Linked DNA regions of Mus musculus: region 1 is linked to region 2. The links are chromatin contacts, found by Hi-C or POLR2A ChIA-PET in ENCODE. All regions are on one chromosome and are shown on one strand. Each heading gives the region's core, a stretch centred on a gene start or an enhancer-like site at or near the end of the contact. The rest is flanking DNA. Distances are from core to core; before and after follow the strand shown.

Region 1 (5,131 bases), core at 1,533-4,032, 39 kb before region 2:
GGTCTCTTTTCCTCTCACACAGGCCTCTCAGCTGAGCAGACCTGAGGCAACTTTCCTGCATACTGAGCTTCAAATGAAGCCTTGGCTCGGCTGAGGTGTAGGGAGGTGCTGCTTGCTGGGGGAGGAGCTGCTCGCTGAGGAGCAAGAAGCATTTCTGTTTGCCGGGTGGTTTTGGCAACACTTCACCCTGCTGACTCAATCTGGTCTGAGGTCAACCAAAACCCCGGGGCCTTTTTCTCAGGAACTGCAGATGCTTCGGGGGACTGGATCACCCTGTCCTACTTTGACTCGTAGGGCTTATTTCTTAAAAATAACACCACTTTCGAATTATAAGACTGAGCTGGCCTGCTAAGTGTGGTGCCGACTACCTAGAATTCAGGAAACTGGGGGCAGGAGGGTCTCAGGTCTGAGGTCAGCCTGGGCCTTGTCTCAAAAACAAAAACAAAACCATCACCAACAAAACAAAACAATGCCCCCCCACCCCACGCCACAAAAGAACAAAAACCAAAAACCATGCTTGATATAGTAAGTTAGGAAAACACTAAAGAAAAGTAAAACTAACTAGTAATGGACATTATACTTTTTTTTTCCTGACTTAAAAGCAAAAAACTCCTCAAACAAAGGAACAAACAAACAAAACCTCCCTACACTTAAAAATTTTCAATTTTCTTGTGGAAGAAAAACCGGAGAAAATGAAACCAATGTAATAGCCGGGCGTGGTGGCACACACCTTTAATCCCAGCACTAGGGAGGCAGAGGCAGGCAGATTTCTGAGTTCAAGGCCAGCCTGGTCTACAAAGTGAGTTTCAGGACAGCTAGAGCTACACAGAGAAACCCTGTCTTAAAAAAAAAAAAAACAAACAAACAAACAAACAAACAAACAAAAAAACAAAAACAACAAAAATAAAACCAATGTAATAAAAGGATAAGTTCAAATTCTAATGCCTCCGGATATAATCCACATAAAGGGTTTAACAGTGGAAACTTATCCCTCCCCTTGTCTGTAGACTTGGATTTAGGTCTGGCTTCTGTACTTCCTGGTTATGTCACAATCCGTTTAGTGTCTTGGAGCCTCAGTTTGGTCACCTGTATAATGGGGGTGACAATCACTGTTTCCCAGGACTGTGGCAAAGATGGAAATAATGGAAACTAATCTTGCAGTCAGGGTCTGCAAAAAGCTCAGAGTGGGGGCAAGAACTTGCCCTGGCTGACTGCTACTCGCTCTAATCTGGTCAGAGGTAACCTACCTGGCCTTGTTCTGCATCTCGCTACCCTGTTCCTTCTCCTCCCTCTGTCTTGCAGCATGTGTCTGGTGTCTGCATGTTGAGTAGTGACCGTCACTAACCATTTTATGCCCTGCTACTGGAAGCTCTTCCAGGGTAAGGGCCACATACCATCTTGTTCATTTCTCTGCTCCCGGTATCTAACAAGGTGCGCGTGACCTACTATGGCTGCTGAGAAGTGTGGAGCGAGCGAGCAAGGAAGCAAGCATTGGATAATGGGTTGTAGAAGAAAGGAATGAACATTTGGGAGACTGACTGTGACTGAAGGGCTGGCAGGCTGGGTGAGGAGGACCTGCGGATGATGTCATTCGATAGAACCACCCCCCACCCCGGCCCCTCCTACTACAGAGAGGGCCCTACCTCCTTTAACAGGCTTTGTCATAGCAGACAAGGCTCTCTGACATCTTGGGACAGGTAGGCCTAGCTCTCTGGTTACAGTACCTAGAGACGAGGCCTCCGGAAGCCCGGGAAGGAGGGAGTACAGGGGGCGTGGTGGAGCAGGGCGGGGCTGGAGGAGTGGAAACAGCCAGAGTGAGGGATGCCTCCACCCCAAGCCTGACACACTGACTGAATCAGTTGAAGTCTGACTTTGGAATGCAGTTCTCCGTCTGCAGCCCCACCTGTGGAGCGATCACTGGCCAGACTCCAGTCCAAGGCTGACTAAAAATAGTGTTGACTGGAGGCAGCAGTCTGGCTGGGTCCAAGCCCGACAGTGCTTTCGGCGAGCTCTAACCCAGACCTTCGCTTGCTTGCTGTGTGGTCTTATCTGTTTCTGGACCTGGAAATGGGGTGGAGGGGCTGTCTCTTCCTCTTTTTGATTGCTTAGGCAGCATCTTCACTTTCTCCCAGGCAACCTCCAAAAAGTCCCCAAAGCAAAAGCAAAACAAACAACTTGACGCTCTGGACTATTTTAAGTTCACTGAGCAGGTCTCTGAGAGGAACAGAGAACTCGTTGAGAAAAACTGGGGTTACCCTGAATTCGGCTCCAGCTTCAGCTTCCTTACCTATAAAATGACCAGGGATGACAGCTGCTCCCATCCCTGGGGACTAAGGCCTCTGTTTAGGAGGTGCACTGCAGGATGAGAACAGTGTGTCCTCCCCCTAGAAAAGGCTAAATGGCTTCAGAGCCAGCTCTTTCTTCCACCCTCCATACCACAACTTGAAGTCAGATGGGACCTTCTGTGACATTCCTGAGCCTGGTTTGGCCACAGCTAACAAACCAGATCGTGGGGGGGATTCTCTTCGCTGAGGGCCTGGCTGGTGTCAGGGCCTGCGGGAAGGGAGTTTTTAGAGGAGGAAGTGGTTGTGGTCAGACAGAATGATGGAGCAACTTGCTAGGATCTGAGTGGAAACCCCCAACTCCTACCGTGTTCTCATAGTGGGATGTGGGGGCAGACACTGTAGCTGCTCCACCCCCACCTCCATGAGAAAGTACCTGGTGTTCAGTCCAGGTTTCACTTGGGGCCATGTTAGAACAACAACGTAGCTGACCTGGTGAGGCCTCATACCAGCTGCTTGCCATCTTTGGCCAGGGAACCTGCCCCTCCCAAGGTAGTTTTGCATTCAGAGATGGGTGCTATCAGGCAGACCACTCTGCTTTGCTGTTCTGAGGTAAGATGCAGGGAGATGGCTCTTGCTGTAAGCTCCTGGTTTGCTGGGTGTCATGGGAGGTCCTTTCCCTTTCTGGGGGAGTGACAGATGCTCTGGAGTGGTAATAATATTGAGCCCAAGATGCTGTGGCTAAGGCAAGCTATTTTGTAAACCCTGGGCTGTTGGACGGTTCTGTCTAGAGAGGAAGCATTACCGAGGACGGTTGGAGGACTCAGTGGCTGCTCACTGAGGCTTAGAGAGCCTTCTGCACGTACTTCCTCATCAGCTAAGTAGGGCCATTCCCCATCGGTCCCCTTTCCTTTCTCTGTAAAAGAGAAGAGGTATGAGCTCTTCAAGGATCTCAGGCCTCTGACCTGCTCTTGAGCTGTGGCCATGGCGGGTCCCCTTCACCTCTCTGCTTTTAGTTTCTCTGTTTGTCCAATAGGTGTCTCACCCTTTCCCACTTATGGGGTCACTAAGTTTAAATGAGTGATGAGCATAAAGATTTTATTGAACAGAAAAGTGGACGCTAGCCAGATGTGAGGACCCAGGCCTGAACTCCCAGCACTTGGGAGGTTACAGTAGGAAGATGGCAATGTAGAATCTAACCTGGACTACAAGCATAAACTCTGTTTAAAAAAAAAGTGGGAGGAGAAATAGACACGAATGTATGGATGGGTTAGCCTCATGTCTCTGTACACACTGAGAAATTAGAGATGTACAACCCCAACATGTTACTGGAAGAAACCTTTAGAATAATCCCCATATGGCCTATGGCATTTCCATTGTCCCCAAGGACAAACCAGCCCCAGCTTTCACCCAGAATTCTTTGCCACTGGCATTCAGTTCTTCCTCAAGCTCTCCTGCTCTCGTCTCCAGACTTTCATTCATGAGTTCAGGTTCCCAGTGCCCTTATCTTCCGGTCTGACACACTCCTCTTCTGGGGTTCTCTAAATCAGAGGTTGCGTCCGTGTACCCAAGAGCCAGAGTCAGCAACTCTGAGTAGAGCGTCCTCAGCAACATCTCGCACATGTACACAAGCCCCCTAGTCCTGAAGACTGTTCTCTGAAAGTCACCCTTTGTGGCCCTCACGTGTACCCCCAACTGTGAGAAACACCTTGGGATACTTTGTATGGTCAGCCTTGTGCTGACACTGGAGACACACAAGTGGACATCTTTGTCCTTAGGGGTTTCAGACTGGTGGGGAAGGGACAAAGTAACCACAGATCTAAACATGAGTACTGTTTTTGTTTTGTTTTTGTTTGTTTTTTTGTCCTTCCTTCTTTCTTTTCCTTCTTTCTTTTCCTTCCTTCCTTCCTTCCTTCCTTCCTTCCTTCCTTCCTTCCTTCCTTCCTTCCTCCCTTCCTCCCTCCCTCCCTCCCTCCCTCTCTCCCTCTCTCCCTCCCTCCCTCCCCCTCTCTCTTTCTTTCTTTTTTCTTTCTTTCTCCCTTTCAGAGATAGGGTTTCTCTGGGGAGCCCTGGCTATCCTAGAACTCACTCTGTCTGTAGACCAGGCTGGCCTTGAACTCACAGAGATCTGCCTTTCTGGGTCTCCCAAGTGCTAGGATTAAAGGTGTGTACCACCACCCAGATTCCCTTAAAGACTCTTGTATGATGTTTTGAATGAAGAGTTTGTGGTTTTGGTCACCTGAGGTTGAAAAAAAAAGTCATGATTAACAGGAGACCAGCTCTGCTGAAGTGAAACCTTTGCTTCGCTGGGGTCACTGATGCTGGGTAGCCGGGGTCACTGATGCTAGGTAGCCGGGGTCACTGATGCTGGGTAGCTGGGGTCACTGATGCTGGGTAGCCGGGGCCACTGATGCTGGGAAGCTGGGGTCACTGATGCTGGGTAGCTGGGGCCACTGATGCTGGGAAGCTGGGGTCACTGATGCTGGGAAGCTGGGGTCACTGATGCTGGGTAGCCGGGGTCACTGATGCTGGGTAGCCGGGGTCACTGATGCTGGGTAGCCGGGGTCACTGATGCTGGGTAGCTGGGGTCACTGATGCTGGGTAGCTGAGGTCACTGATGCTGGGAAGCTGGGGTCACTGATGCTGGGTAGCCGGGGTCACTGATGCTGGGTAGCCGGGGTCACTGATGCTGGGAAGCTGGGGTCACTGATGCTGGGTAGCTGGGGTCACTGATGCTGGGTAGCCGGGGTCACTGATGCTGGGTAGCCGGGGGTCACTGATGCTGGGTAGCTGAGGTCACTGATGCTGGGAAGCTGGGGTCACTGATGCTGGGAAGCTGGGGTCACTGA
Region 2 (5,526 bases), core at 1,523-4,022:
TATGTGTGAGACTGATAGAAATTTGAACATTATTATTATTATTATTATTATTAAAATCTGTTAACAGTTTTAGGGGCTATTGAACTTATATATTTTTAAAAAGATTTTGTTGTAGAGATACTAAAATATATTATAAAACAGCTATGGAGCCTGGAGCTCCTTTAGTATAACCTGTAGGGAGTGTGGATGGGAAAGCGATGGCCGCCATCAGCTGAGGATTACCAGGGCCTATTATGCCACTCTTGTGCTCCCTGTGGTACTGACGACTCGAGCTCACACAGCTGGGTAAATGAACTGCCAGCGAACAGATTCTCAGCCCTGCTAATTTGCAGCTCAGGCTGATTTCAATCTTAGCCCAGCTAGGACTTGAACCTGTGAGGCTCCCACAGTAGCTAAGCTTGTGCCTAGCCTCTTCTGTGTATTTAAAACTTACAATGGAGAGTTTGTGTGTGGGGTGTGTCCAGGCAGAGCGTTCTTCTAGGCTACCACTCTGTGGGCTTTGTGTGAACTTTTGTTCCGCACTACGAAGCTACAACTACCGGTGTTTTTATGGCTCCTGATAAGGAAAGGGAAGCGGACGGAGGTTAAGCGAGTGCCCTGTATTTTCTGAAGTCCCAGCTCTTAGTTTTGTGTTCTCAGATACAGGGTCTCACTCTGTAGCCAGGCCAGCCTTTAAACTTTAGCTGGGCTATCATCAAATTTGACTTTAGTCTCCTCCTGCCTAAGTCACTGGGACTACAGACAGACATGAGCATCCATATTCATCCTTCAAGCCAAACTTCTAATCATTGCACAAAGCCGTCTTGGACCAACTTCCATGATTCTCGCACTGCCTTCCATGAGCCCACGGCACATGGTCCTCCCAGATCTGAATGAATCAGCTTCATGCTGCTGCACTACACCTGAGCTGGGGGCAGAGAGAGATGCCACTGAGTGGTCAGCGTTCACAGCTGTCACGCGCCCTGCCACCAGCTAGGAATGTGTGGGTGCTCTCAATATAAAAGCCATCATCTTCCAATGTCTTTGTAAGCTTTACATTTTCTAGGTAGAAACACTGAGAAGTTACATACATAGCGTTCTACATGCACAGATATACACACATATACGTAGACTGTACAGCCCGAGATGCTGATCTGCTTGCCAAAATACTGAGAACTTGGCAAACAGAACAGGTGACGTGGGTACACAGGTGACATAGGTACACAGGTGACATGGGTTCACAGGTAAAGTAGCTTGCCGTCAAGTCTGACGGTCCGAGTTCGATCCCTGGGCTCCACATGGTAGAAAAAAGAAAATGATTCCAGCAAGTTGCACTCTGACCTCCACGTATGCATCACGGCACGCATGTCCCCACACACTCTTTCTCTACGTCCCTGCGCACACACACACACACACACACACTCTCCCACCTTATGTGTGACAGAGAGAGAGAGAAGGAGGGAGGGAGACGGAGGGAGACAGAGGGGAGGTATCTTTAAAAACATAACAATAAACTCAGCAGTGCTGTGAAGAGGGAGGACAGCACTCATTTGCTTGGGAACGCAACCTTGAAAGAATTCCCTCTTTAGAGCATAGTGATCATCAAAGCTTGGGGTCTGATGGGGAGGTAGAGTTGAGGGGTGGGTGGTTGTGGCCAAAGGCTGGGCAAGAAAGTGACACCAACGGCCCACCATATGAGCTTCCAAGCCCTACGTGCCAGCATAAATCCCAGCCCTGATCTATGGCCCAGATGCCAAGCAAGGGAGGCTCTGCAGTGGGGCAGAAGGCAATCCTTGAGGCCTCTGTGAAACCGATTTCACTAACTTTGAAAAGTCACTGGACCTCTACACCTGTTTTCTTACCTGTTGATCTAGCACGTTAGCGGCCCTCAATTGCTCAATTACAACCATCAGAGCCATCTCATGCTGCTCCATGAGCACTCCCTGCCCCACTCACAACCCCCCATGATGCCCGTGGCTTATGAACCGAATCTATACATTCACCTCCAGTTTTCTGGCCAGCTGGAAAGGTTTTCTCCCATCCCCCCACCCCCAACAACACTGGTGGCTCCCGCGGCTCATGCCTCACTCTTGGCAGAACGCCTCGATAGGCATACACCAGTAACCACTCTGCCCCACGTGGAGACTTCTTAGTACCCCTAATCATTAGCCATTAAAAAAATTAAAAGTTTCACCCCCTTATGCCTAGAAATTATCCCTGACTCAGGGCAATACGCTCTCAACTCCGAGGGCGACTTGGTCACAAAGCTTTCTCCCATTCGGGCCTGTGATCCAGAGCTTCAGCCTGGGGGATCGCCCTGCCTTTCACAATTTTCAAGTAACAGTCCCTGGATGCCCTAACACGATCCTGGGTTCCCCCAAGAACCTCCACCCAGCCTCCCCCTTACTGCGACTGGGACCCTCCCCTAAACACCGCGCCACAACTGGAGACCCCGCGAGGGTCCCTGCAGGCCAGGGCTCACCACCCAGCTCCGGGGCGGGAAAGGAGCTTCCGGCTCTCCGACCGCCCTGACCTTGTAGCTTCTCGGGCTCCACCGCCCGACACGGAACCGACACTCACCTGCGTCCCCTTGCCAGCCCCGGGCGGCCCCAGCAACACGGCCCGGATGCCCTTCGGAATCTCCGGTTCGGAAGCCAACACGTTGGGAGCCATGTCTTCCAAAGCTTCACTCCAACAGCCAGCCGCACACCTCACAGGTCTAGCGCTTCCAGGCCAGCGTACATCCTACTCCGGGCTCACACTGGTCGCTCGCCGCATCCGTCAACCCTCTCTACCCGCCCCCGAACTTGACGGGCACTTTCATTTACCAATCGTACGACGAGACTAAGAAAATTCTGTTTCCGATTGGGCAGAATTGGGAACGAGGAAGAGGCGGGCCAGCCTGGGAAGAGCTGGGGCAACAGAGCGCGTGCGGCTCTCGGCTGGTGTATGGAGTGGGCGGGAAAAACGAGAAGGAAGCCTGGAGCGGGTGAAGTTCTAGTTTGGCCTTTGACAGTTAATAACTCCAGAGTCTCTGTTTGAGCCCCGTAAAATTGCCTGTGAGAGTGTAAGTGGGTAAAATCACTCCCAGGAAACAAATTGGCAATAACGTAACCTTTGGACCAGTAATTCCACTTCCAAGAATTCAAAGGCAGAAACAAGGAATATGTAATGAGTTCCTGACAAAGATGTTGATGTCTAATAATAAGATTGGTTAAGTAAATTCCAACAAGTTTGTAATCTGACACCCTCTCCCTCCAGAACACCCCCATTGAACAGCACCATAACTTTGGCTATTTGGGAAGATCACATTTAAAGCTTGTCAAGGCCACGACGGTGAATTCAAGGCCAGCCTGGGCAGTTTAATGAGACCTTGTCCCAAAATGAAAATGAAGATAGCTGGGGCTGGCTATAGTACAGAGACAGAAGTTTTGGGCTCAATCCCCAGGACTGTAAAAATAAAACACATATGCATATATGAACACAGACAACCTTCCTGACTTTTAAGTCAGCAGAAAGACAGTTTTTATCCAGAGAGATGAGCCTGTCTTGAACAAGGCAATGATGTCGCCAGCTTTTAGGTGTGTCAAAGTTTCATCCTGTCCCAAAGGAGCCTTTCTCAACTGTAAGTGCAAGTGTGATTAGGAAACCATTCTTGCCCCACAGGCACAGTGCAACCATTTTCTACACCCTAGTGGTAAATGATGTTAACCAGCTAGCCAGATGGCTCAGCTAGTATAGACACTTGCCACCAAACTCTGAGGACCTGCGTTTGATTAACAAGACCCCACCCCCAATGAAAGAAAGAAGAGAACCAACTCCCACAGGTTGTCCACCGAGCTCCACATGTGTGCTGTGGTACACATATCTGCGCGTACATATATGTTCACACACAGAAAATAAGAAATAAATTCAAATGAAAAAAGAGAAACTAACATTCATACTTCTTGCTCATCCTGGATTTTCATGGGAGCCAGCTTGATCTGGTTGGGTTCTCTTAGTGGCCTTGAAGGAAGCAGGGGTTTATTGTGTCCTTTTTAAGACCGGAAGCGGAAGTAAGAGCTGATCACTATATAATTACATGGTCACAGGATTACAAGTAACACTGTGAACTAAGGGGCAGGGCAAAGTTCAGTCACTGGTGTCTAGCACTCAAGTGTGAGGGCCTGCGTTCTGGTGCCCGGCACTCAGGTAACGTCAGCAACTGTTTACAACCCCAGCCCTGAGGAGGTAGAGATCGGCAGACTCTTGGAGCTCACTGAGCAGAAAGCCTAGCCTAATGAGTGAGCTTCAGATACAATGGAAGGCCTGTAGAGAGAATCGATGTGTACTGTGTGGAAGCATCACCTGCCAATCAAAAGCAGATGGCCCTTTAACAAAAGGCAGGAAGTAGAAGATGGGAGTTCCGGGAAAGAGATGGGAACTCTGGGTGATAGTCAGAGGTGGAAGATGCTTGGCCCAGACTCTGGGCTCATGAGACTGAGAAGAAAGTAGCCATGTGGCTGAACTCAGAAGCGTTTAAATGGGTTGGGTAAGTGACAGGCTAGTCAGGGGACAAGCTAAAGCTATGGCCTAGGCAATTATTCATAAACAAAGAAGCCTCCGAGTAGTTATTCAGGAACTGGGGTACAGGTGGGAAAGCCCACGGCTACAGAAACCTTGTCTTGTCTCAAAAGAGAAGGTAGAGGGGCAGGAGAGATGATTCAGGGGTTAAGAGCACTGGGTGTTGGTTTGGCTCTCGACATCCACATGGGAAGTCACAACCCTTTGTAACTCCAGTTCCGGAGATCTGATGCAGTTCTTTCCTACCCTCAAAGGCACCAGGCACACGTGCAGTGCACATACACATGTACATGCAGACAAAACACTCACACATATAAGGTAAAATAAATAAATCTAGAAACAAAAGGTAGAGAGAAATAAGCAGAAGACACCAGAAGTCAACCTCTGGTCTTTCTACCAATGTGCATACACATACACACCTGCACTCACATGTGCACACACATCCATGGTCAGGGACAAGAGAGACCAGAAACCAGGTACAGTAATGCAGGCCTATGATTCTAGCATTTGGGAAGCTGAGGAGGAAATTCAAGGCCATTTTGGGCCATGTAGCAAATTCAAAGCCAGCCTGGTCTATATGAGACCCTATCTCAAAGACGGCAAAACAAGCAAGCAACACAAAACAGTGGGGGGGGGGGGTCATGAGCTAATACCCCAGAAAGCACAGGGTTCAGAGGAGCGAGCACATTTTGTCTGGGAGAACCTTCTGGGTGGGCAAATCCCATGTTATCATCCCCTCCCACTGGTGACGACGAACCCCTGTTCTCATTCTGACCAGTCATGGGCTCCCTTAACCCCGGAATGGAAAGTAACTAAGGTTACATATAAGTATTACAAAATGTAAGACTTGTTTATTTTTTTTAAAGATTTATTTATCTATTTTATGTACATGACTGCTCTATTGCACGTCTGCCTGCAAGCCAGAAGAAGACAACTGATCTCATTACAGATGGTTGTGAGTCACCATGTGGTGGCTGGGATTTG

What was found. A loop is a pair of places that touch in the nucleus more often than their neighbours do. ChIA-PET counts read pairs that join two places held with the same protein, here RNA polymerase II (POLR2A).
Region 1: POLR2A ChIA-PET joins it to region 2 with 17 read pairs in embryonic stem cell. The contact joins the enhancer-like site here to the promoter of Ak2 in region 2. A Hi-C loop is called at or near these places in 1 of 37 maps with a recorded cell type or tissue (gastrocnemius). POLR2A ChIA-PET finds 5 or more read pairs at or near these places in 3 of 5 experiments (Patski and embryonic stem cell).

What each region holds. Positions count from the first base shown.
Region 1 is chr4:129,030,327-129,035,457 of GRCm38, reverse strand. No RefSeq gene overlaps it. Among named protein-coding and RNA genes, the nearest start is that of Rnf19b, 25 kb to the left of the region's middle. Within about 2 kb of position 2,782, at least 1 of the 3 ENCODE cell types and tissues checked has a DNase peak (open chromatin) inside an H3K27ac peak, as active enhancers do.
Region 2 is chr4:128,990,470-128,995,995 of GRCm38, reverse strand. It overlaps Ak2 (adenylate kinase 2), which reads right to left and starts at 2,772. Exons shown (of 7, transcript NM_016895.4): 1 at 2,560-2,772. The coding sequence starts at 2,652.